2 separate regions of the Homo sapiens genome follow, and region 2 is linked to region 1. Evidence: read pairs that join two places in POLR2A ChIA-PET (ENCODE). Cell type or tissue: MCF 10A. All regions are shown on one strand. Each heading gives the region's core, and the rest is flanking DNA. Links, peaks and the distances in the headings are about the cores only. Region 1 has its middle 130 kb from the start of SMIM31. Region 2 has its middle 180 kb from the start of SMIM31.

Region 1 (4,399 bases), core at 201-4,200:
ACTTAACTGTAGTTAGCCTGTTCTGCCTGAATGTAACAGTATAGTGGCTTGCAGTGGTAAATTGACCCAAGAAACTTATTTAAGACTATCAGCTCACTATTTTAGATAGATTCACAGCCGATGTTACACTTGGGAGAAGTGGTTTCATAAACTAGAAAAGACAATTCTTGATTTTTAAAAATTTGCTCAGTTTGAGAAAAATGTATCTTTAAACCAAAATAAGTTTAATGCTAGTTTGCACAGAAGCATATTTCTTCTTTTCAAAAATGGTTGGCAGTTGAAACAATCATTAGATTATTTGGAAATCATTTAATTACCTTGAAGCAGGTATCAAGCCGTTGGCATGAGCTGCAGATTTAGCTATGCTAAGACATAGAAATAAGATTCATCAATCAAGGTTCTTAGCCAGCCTATTCTAATGGTTAATAATAATGTCTATTCCTGATCTCCTCCACACTGCTGCCTATGCAGTTGCCTTGAAAATATTTTCAATAGAAATGAACAATTAAAAAGTGGAGTCTTCACTTCAGCAGCACTTACACTAAAACTGAAACATACAGAGAAGATTGGCATGGTCCCTGTGCAAAAGATGACATGCACATTGTGAACTGTTCTATATTTTTATCGAATTGTTTGTGACACAGAGGATAAATGCTTTAGGTGATGGACACTCCATTCCTGAATCACTCATTCACCCTGAAGTGATTATTACACATGCTTGTATTAAACTATCACATATACCCCATAATTATATATACTATGTACCCATAAAATTAAAAATTAATTAATTAAATTGTGGAGAAGTTTCTAATATCAGATTAGAGACTTTACTAATCTTTTTCATTGGCCCAATAATTTTATATGATTAGTCATTAACCAGTAGATTAATATAATTACAGATTTATTGTCTCTGCCTTGTTTTGCATTGTGGAAGATGTGCAGAGATGACACCAGACTTGTATTTTTCAAATCCCACAATTATTTCACATAAATATAAATTCAGATGAAACACTTTGCAATTGAAAGGGAACTTTGCAATCAACAAATGATAGATCTGAGATTCAAAGGGGCAAAGCTATTTGTCTCAAGTCATAAAGACAGATAGTGTGGGACCTGAAGCAAAACTGACAATTTCCTGGTTCCTAGCCCAGTGCATTTACAGTGCACCTCCAAGGCATTAGAATTTTCAAAAATCGTGTCAAGTAGATATAAAATGATTATATTTTGATTTTCAGGACTCTGTGAATTTCCATAGGATATTTCCCTTTTCCAAAGAATTTTGGAAGCCTAAGTTAACACCTGCTCCTTTTAAGTAAATGAAAAACATCTTTATTCTTTAATAAATTCTCCTTGCTCCCACTATAAGTGCCAAACAAAAGTACACGAGCTGTCAGTATCTCCATTAAAAAAAAAAACAAAAAGCATGAAATAGTTTTAAAAGTCTTATTAGGGAAGTGATAAACGGAACTACCGCCAAGGTTTGGCTCTATTTTCTCCTCTTGGATGTAATTGGTTCCTTATTTTCAAAGTTTGAATCTTTCACATTCTTGCAGATGCTACGCTATACCGAAACACTTTAAAACTGACCCTGAAGCCACCAAGAAGATTAAGCAGTGATTTGAACATTTTTTACTAAGGAAGGTTAGTGTATTTGAAATGAAACAAAAAATACATTTGGTTAGAACTCTGTCTCTTCAGTGCATTGTTTTAATAACAATGCCAGTTCCAGTGAGTTTTGAATGCACTTCGAAGAGTGTGCAAATACACATTAAAATTATGTAATAGCCCATGGTCACTTGGAGCTAAGTGGATAGTGCCAATGCCAAGAATTCCAGCCTGTATTTTGTCCTGAAATCACAAACTCATTTGAGAGCTAGAACGTGAGTTCAAGTGTGCCTTGGCAGATAGACAATCTGGCACATGGTTTGCAAGAAATGATACTGGGTAGAATCACTAGATGGAACAGAAGAGTGGTTAGCCTAATTTCTACTTTGACTTCTTGATAAAGAGTAAGTTCTTTCAGGAATTACATTTTAAGAACTGTACTGTTTGGCCCTGACAGCCTCAGGCCAAGTTGTTTTAGCTGCAAATTCCAGCTACCATCTGACTCAAACTTGCTCAATTCTAGCCTTTGCATGCCAAGTAACTATGCATCTCTACGTCCTCATTCAATATGACTCTGATTGCAGTTAGGTGCATGGGGACTGAAGTAATATAGAGTCAAGGAAAACAACTTGCAAAGCTAGGGGTTTGGAAATCTTCAAAGCTCCAAACATTTGACTACTCAAATGTCTTTGGTCGTTGTTGCTGTGTTTTTTCTGTTACCTGCTGATCATATCTATGACACAATATTTGTGGCTTTTAAATCTGAAAAACAAGGCTTTTTAAAAATGAGTAGAGTTTGATGGAAGGGACATTTTCTTCTCAATTTGGTCACCTTGATTTTGCCACCTAGTTTAATACAAGGAGATTACCTCAAATTTGAAGTTCGCTGTCTCATTTTGACGGAATAACAATTCTCTGGAGTGACTTCACAAAGTGGGGAAAGGGTAAGTGAGAGACATCCCAGGGGCCCACATTCCCACCATAGAATCATGAAATCCTGGCCATGGGAGAGCCCCTCCCCCAAGCCTCCCAACCCATGAAACTAACACAGGGAGCTTCTAGGAGGCTATGGGACAGAACTGCTCCAGGGAGGGAGCTCAGGCTGAGTCCCACACCCTTTCTAAGACCTTTCTTAGACCTAATGTGGCCACAGCAGGGCACCATTTTCAAACCTAGCCTTTGGCAGACTGCACTGGGGCACAGCAGTGTGGGAATTGAGGTATTACAGAAATTTGGGCTATTGCTGCTGAAACTGGGGCATAACCTTGGAGCAGTCATGCAGCTGGGGCTGAGAAGCAAGTGAGATGTGGGCTACAGCTGCTGGTGATGGGAAGCAAGCATTACTGGGACTGAGACTGTGATGCCAGTGCAAGTTGCCACTGGAACTTAGTTGTAAGCTAGGCAAGGGCTCTAGCAGCTGGGGCTGAGGCACAAGCTATGCACAGGTTATCACCACCAGGGCTAGGGGGCAAGCCCCACTGGCACTAGAACATGAGAGAGATAGGCATTCCCCACTTGCCAGCCTGGGCTATGGCCATTGAGGCCAGCCCCACTCTCCCCAATGGCAGGGCCTCAGCACAGCTGCTATTGCCCCTCACTTGAGCACTCTGCTTGTGACCTGGGTATTACCCTATCACTGCCAACCATGGCTGGTACCTAATCTCACTACGGGGAGGGGGTGGTTCTGAGCATAAACCTGCAAAACCCAGCTTTATTCTCCTCTTAGATAGAGCACATAGCCTGGGCTCCTAGGGATTGCCCAACTCAATCCACCATGTTGGACACTTGAGCACTCTTCCCAGGGGCCTGAGGCTGGGCCTAAACTCCCAGCTATTACCGTCTCAGCTGATAACTACCTGCAAGCAACACCCATGGGCCTGGAGACTCGCCCACCCAGCTAACTGCAGTCACTGCCAACATCATTGTACATCACTTGGGACCCAGAGAATTATCCTGCCACTGCTACTGTCATTGCCCACACCACACTGGCTTCCTAAGGCCAGGGAACTCACCCACCCACCTGGTCCATGGCCGCTATAATTGGCATCTGAGCAAGCCATCTGGAGACCCAAGAATCTGCCCACTGGTAACTACTAACAATGTGACCAGTGGAAACTCCCATGAGGCACAAGGACAGGCATGCTTAGTCCACTGTTATCACCACTGGGGACTAAAGACTGGCCCACGTGGCATTTCTGTCCTCAGCACAACCTCACCATAGTCTCTGCTAGTAACCACACCCTAACCCACTAAGGAAATCACAGACACCACTGATGCTGTTTATGCCTCCCCAAAATCCTACAGAGATTATACTCTATACTACTGCACATACCCAGAATCAAAGTGAAAGTGCCCTGGCCAACCAATATCATATCCATATCTTCAGGAAAAGGACTTCCCCTATGAACATAAATTCAAAAATAGGAAAAAGTGACTGTTACAGCAGATGCACAAACATCAATGTAAGGACACAGGAAACACAAAGAAGCAAGAAAATATGACACCTCCAAAGGAACACAATAATTCTCCAGCAATAGATCTCAACCAGAAAGAAATTCTGGTTAAGAATTTATTATTTATCTTCAAGATAAATAATTCAAAATATTGACTTAAAATAAGATCGGTGAGATACAAAGTAATTCAGAAAAAATACAGGTAAATCAAGAAAACAATTCAGAATATGAATGAGAAATTTAGCAAAGACATAGATATTTTTTAAAAAGAATCAAATGGAAATTCTGGAACTAAAGAATTCATTAAAAAAACAAAACACATGAAAACTTCAATGATAGAC
Region 2 (4,399 bases), core at 78-4,077, 49 kb before region 1:
AATTAAATCAGAATGCCCAGGGATGAGGTCCAGGAATGGGTACCTTTAAAAGCTCCCTAGGCCATTCTATTATGCTTTAAAGCCACATCCAAATGAAATTTTAACCTGCAGCCACCTTAGGGGGTTGACATAGTCCCCAGAAATATATTCAAAACACTGTCTCATGACCTTCCACCGTCAACAGGCTACCAAAATGGTTATAAATTGTGTTCATTTGCATCAGTACTCTCTCTGCTCACCACTGCAAACTCCTTCCCTAAGGCATGTTTCCAAACACCTTCAAAATGCCAATTTAACTAAAAGGTCAAATCAAAGTAAGATCAGGGTGAACAGAGGAGCCTATAATGTGCCCAGAACATCCTCTAGCCTGAAATGCCTAAACACACAAGCATGACCAGAGGGTGATCAACAGCACAGCCAAAATGTTGTAGGCAGTCCAAAGTCTTTTTTATTTTTTTCAATTTCAGCAGATCTCATTTCCATTTCATCTAACTGTCATGGTTTTCCTTGGGTGGGTCCCCTGTTGCTGCAATGAGTCTTTTCACTGATGCTTCTGCTTAATTGGTTGCATCTTCCTTGGAATTTGAACCCAAGGTAACGTTACTAGGAAAAATTCTAGTTATCTCCTGAACCAGTTAATACGGAAAGAAAGTCTTTATGTGGCCAAATCAAGCCCTTTCAGCTATGAACCTAACACCTGGTCCACAGCATTCCAAGAATGTCAGCTGCTGAGGCCAGGACCCATCACGCAGGCCTGTGGTGTCTGGTGACCCGAAAGGAAAAGTATTTGGGTTGCTCCTTCCTATTTAAGATTCACTGCTTGTGCTGACTCGAGCAGGCAGACAGCAGCTGTGGTAAAACCTCTATTTGTTCCAGTTGGTTCTTTCATTCCCTACTGGGCCATCTTGTAAATTGGCAGTTATAAGTAATGACAAAGAGACCCTCTCAAGGTTGGCAGGTGTGATGAGTAAGTAACATGCAGACATATCACCTGCAGTAGAACAATCTCTCAGCTGTCCTCGAGATGGAAACAAAACTCTCCACCTTTATCAGTTCTTCCCAATATGTACTGAAATCTGTTTCTCTTCACCATGAGCCTTGAACCTTGGTTTGATTTAATCTCTAGCAGCTTCTATTTTCTTGGTTTATAAAACATCTGAGCTATTTAAAAGGAAGTGGAGTGAGCTGGCATAGCTATTGACCTCATTTTGGTAAGTGAAATCACTGGCTGATGAAAAACATAATGAACCATGATAGAGACAGCCACTGATGAGCAGACCCTGGACAGACTAACATTTCAAGGTTGGCTCAGATTATCGCCACCAAATCTAACAACCCAGTAATAAATCCACCAATTCATCACTGAGAAAAAAACCCAATTGTTTGAGAGAGTCATTGCACTCTAAAAGTTGAATACACTTCATCGCATTAAGTAAAATAGATCTATATTATTTTGCTCTATTTTGTGTATGGCATCAAAGGTAAATGGTATGGATTTTAATGAGATTTTTATGTAGTCCACTCCCTATTTGTCAGGTATCAATAACTGATTTTCTGGATTATTGAAAAAAATTTAAATTAATGAGAGCCTTTGATTTGAGAGTATTATAATTCAAACTCCTTTTTTTTCCTTTTGAGTGGTTATTGATCCTGATAGGTTTTGTTTGTTTTGTTCTGTTTTTAGTTACCATTATAGCCATATTTCTGGCACCAAATTTAATAATACATTCTCTTTATCATCTCCTGGAAAAGTGTATTTAATTTTTATGTGCTTAGTTATAATAGCTTTTTAAAGCAATATGGATTAAAAGGCAAGGTTCATAATTCTTGACCTACTATTTAAAAGAGCTATAATACATTATTACATCTAGAATATTGTTAGGAACTCTTAATCCAGTAATGATTCACCTGCCAGACAGTGAATGAGTCACATTTCTTTTGAAACACTGATTTATCATCTTAGTAGGAATGTGACTATTTTAGAAATGAAATGGGCTATAATCTCAGGAATCTTTTTTTTTTTTTTTTTTGCTGTTGCCAGAATGGTATTCATCTGGAAAGCTAATAGAAAGAACAATTAGCAGGATATGCCCAAAGAATGGTGCCTCTGGTGCACAGCCTGGATTGCTTTTTAATTTTTCTTATAAATCTCTCCAGTATTGTTAGGCCACCATGTGGAATAATAGCCAATGACTCATTGCTTTTAAAATGGAAAGGACTCAAATCTTTCTTACCCTTGTGTCATTCTCTTTGTCTTGTAGGCAAGTCACCTGACATTTACAGTAATTGTATATTTTAATGAAAATTTTGTCTTTTTTTGGTCTTTCTCTTGCCCTTAGCAGTCTATTCCCAATTCTTGGAACCACACTGGAGAGCATAAGAACCATGTCAAAGTTATGGACTGGGCATATATTTGTGTTATAATTGAAAATCCTGGAGTTCTTAGGGAAAACTATTGTATTTCTCAAGATTATTTCAATATCAAGGATAAGTGAACCCAATAAGGGAACTACGTCTCTTATTTAATTGAGCTCTCTGTTAAAGAGTGAGCCAAGAGTGTCATTGTCTGCTTTTAGTTCAAAGGGACACTGTTCTGGGTTGGTGTGGATAAGGATGTCAGACTTTTGGGGCTCAAGACTTGGGACATCTAAATAGAGCTTGGTCATGAATAAAAGGTTTCAGTTTCAATGATGCCTGAAATAGCAATTATAAAAAATGTATTCTAGGCATTGAAACAAGCAGTAACTTGCTGAAAGTCAAAGCTGAAGACCTTGGTGTTTTTCAAAATGGACAGCTGTTATTTTTTCCTTCTGTCAGGGGACAGTTTCCCTTTTCTTTTGAGGAGCTGCATTTCCCTCCACCTCAGATAATTATTTTATTCTATCCTCTTGGTCACAGGAGTGAGAGCATGGCACAAACTAGGGCACTTAGAGTCTTTTTCTTGGATGTCAAATGTAGTCAGGGGACAGAAGCCCCATTCTCCTAAGTAATGAAACAGAGAAAATGGAACAGAAGCGAGAACTGAGAAATAAAGTTACACACTTACAGCCATCTAATCTTTGACAAAATTGACAAAAATAAGCAATGGGGAAAGGACTCTTTATTCAATAAATAGTGATAGAATACCTGGCTAGCCTAGCCATATGCAGAAGAACAAAACTGGACCCTTACCTTTCACCATATACAAAAATTAACTCAAGATGGATTAAAAGTTTAAATGTAAGACCTCAAACTATAAGAATCCTAGAAGAATAAACCAAGGAAACACCATTCTGGATATAAGCCCTGGAAAAGAATTTAAGACTAAGTCCTCAAAAGCAATTGCAACAAAAACAAAAATTGACAATTGAGACTTAATTAAACTAAAGAGCTTCTGCACAGCAAAATGAACTATCAAGTAAAAAGAAAACCTACAGAATGGGAGAAAATATTCTTAATCTATGCATCTGACAAAAGACTAATATCCAAAATCTATAAGGAACCTAAATAAATCAACAAGAAAAAAGACACCACTAAAAAGTGGGTAAAGGACACAAACAGACACTTCTCAAAAGAAGACATACAAGTGGCCAAGAAACATATGAAAAACTGTTCCTCATCACTAATTATCAGAGAAATGCAAATCAAAACCACAATGAGACACCATCTCATACCACTCAGAATGGCTATTATTAAAAAGTCAAATAACAACAGATGTTGGTGAGGCTGTGGAGAAAAGGAGACATTACACACTGTTGGTGGGAATGTAAATTAGTTCAGCCCCTGTGGAAAGCAGTTTGGAGATATCTCAAAGAACTTAAAAGCAGGCCTACCATTCAACCCAGCAATCTCATTACTGGATATATATCCAAAAGAAATCAAATTGTTCTACCAAAAAGACACGGGCATTTGCATGTTCATCATGGCACTATTCACAATAGCAAAGACATAGAATCAACCTAGATGTCTATGAGTGGTGGACTGAATTTAAAAAATGTGGTACATATACACTGTGGAATACTAATGCAGCCATAAAAAAGAACAAAATTGTGCCCTTTGCAGCAACATGAATGGAGCTGGAGGTTGCATTCCTAAGCAAATTAATGCAGGAACAGAAAACCAAATATCATATGTTCTTACTTATAAGTGGAAGCTAAACATTGGGTAGTCATGGACATTACAATGGCAACAATAGACGCTGGGGACTACTAGAGAGGGGAGGGTGGAAGGGTGCCAAGGTTGAAAAACTAACTGTTGGTTACTATGCTCAGTACCTGGGTAATAGACTCATCTGGAACCCAAACATCATCATCAGGCAATATACCCAGGTATTAAGCTTGCACATGTATGCCCTGAATCTAAAATAAAATTTGAAAAAGAAAAAAAATGTTTATCCAATGATGTTTACATATTACCTCAG

The links. Peaks named below come from ENCODE experiments on the same cell type or tissue, not always from the same donor. Only the 100,000 strongest peaks of a DNase experiment are listed, where the experiment ranks them.
Region 2: POLR2A ChIA-PET joins it to region 1 with 5 read pairs; 2 of 35 experiments call an interaction of 5 or more read pairs at or near these places.

The regions. Positions count from the first base shown.
Region 1 is chr4:164,620,215-164,624,613 of GRCh38, forward strand. It overlaps the pseudogene RNU6-284P. Among named protein-coding and RNA genes, the nearest start is that of SMIM31, 130 kb to the right of the region's middle. In MCF 10A, for the core only: no CTCF peak of the experiment used is centred there; a DNase peak (open chromatin) is centred at 2,117.
Region 2 is chr4:164,571,033-164,575,431 of GRCh38, forward strand. No RefSeq gene overlaps it. Among named protein-coding and RNA genes, the nearest start is that of SMIM31, 180 kb to the right of the region's middle. In MCF 10A, for the core only: no CTCF peak of the experiment used is centred there; a DNase peak (open chromatin) is centred at 1,939.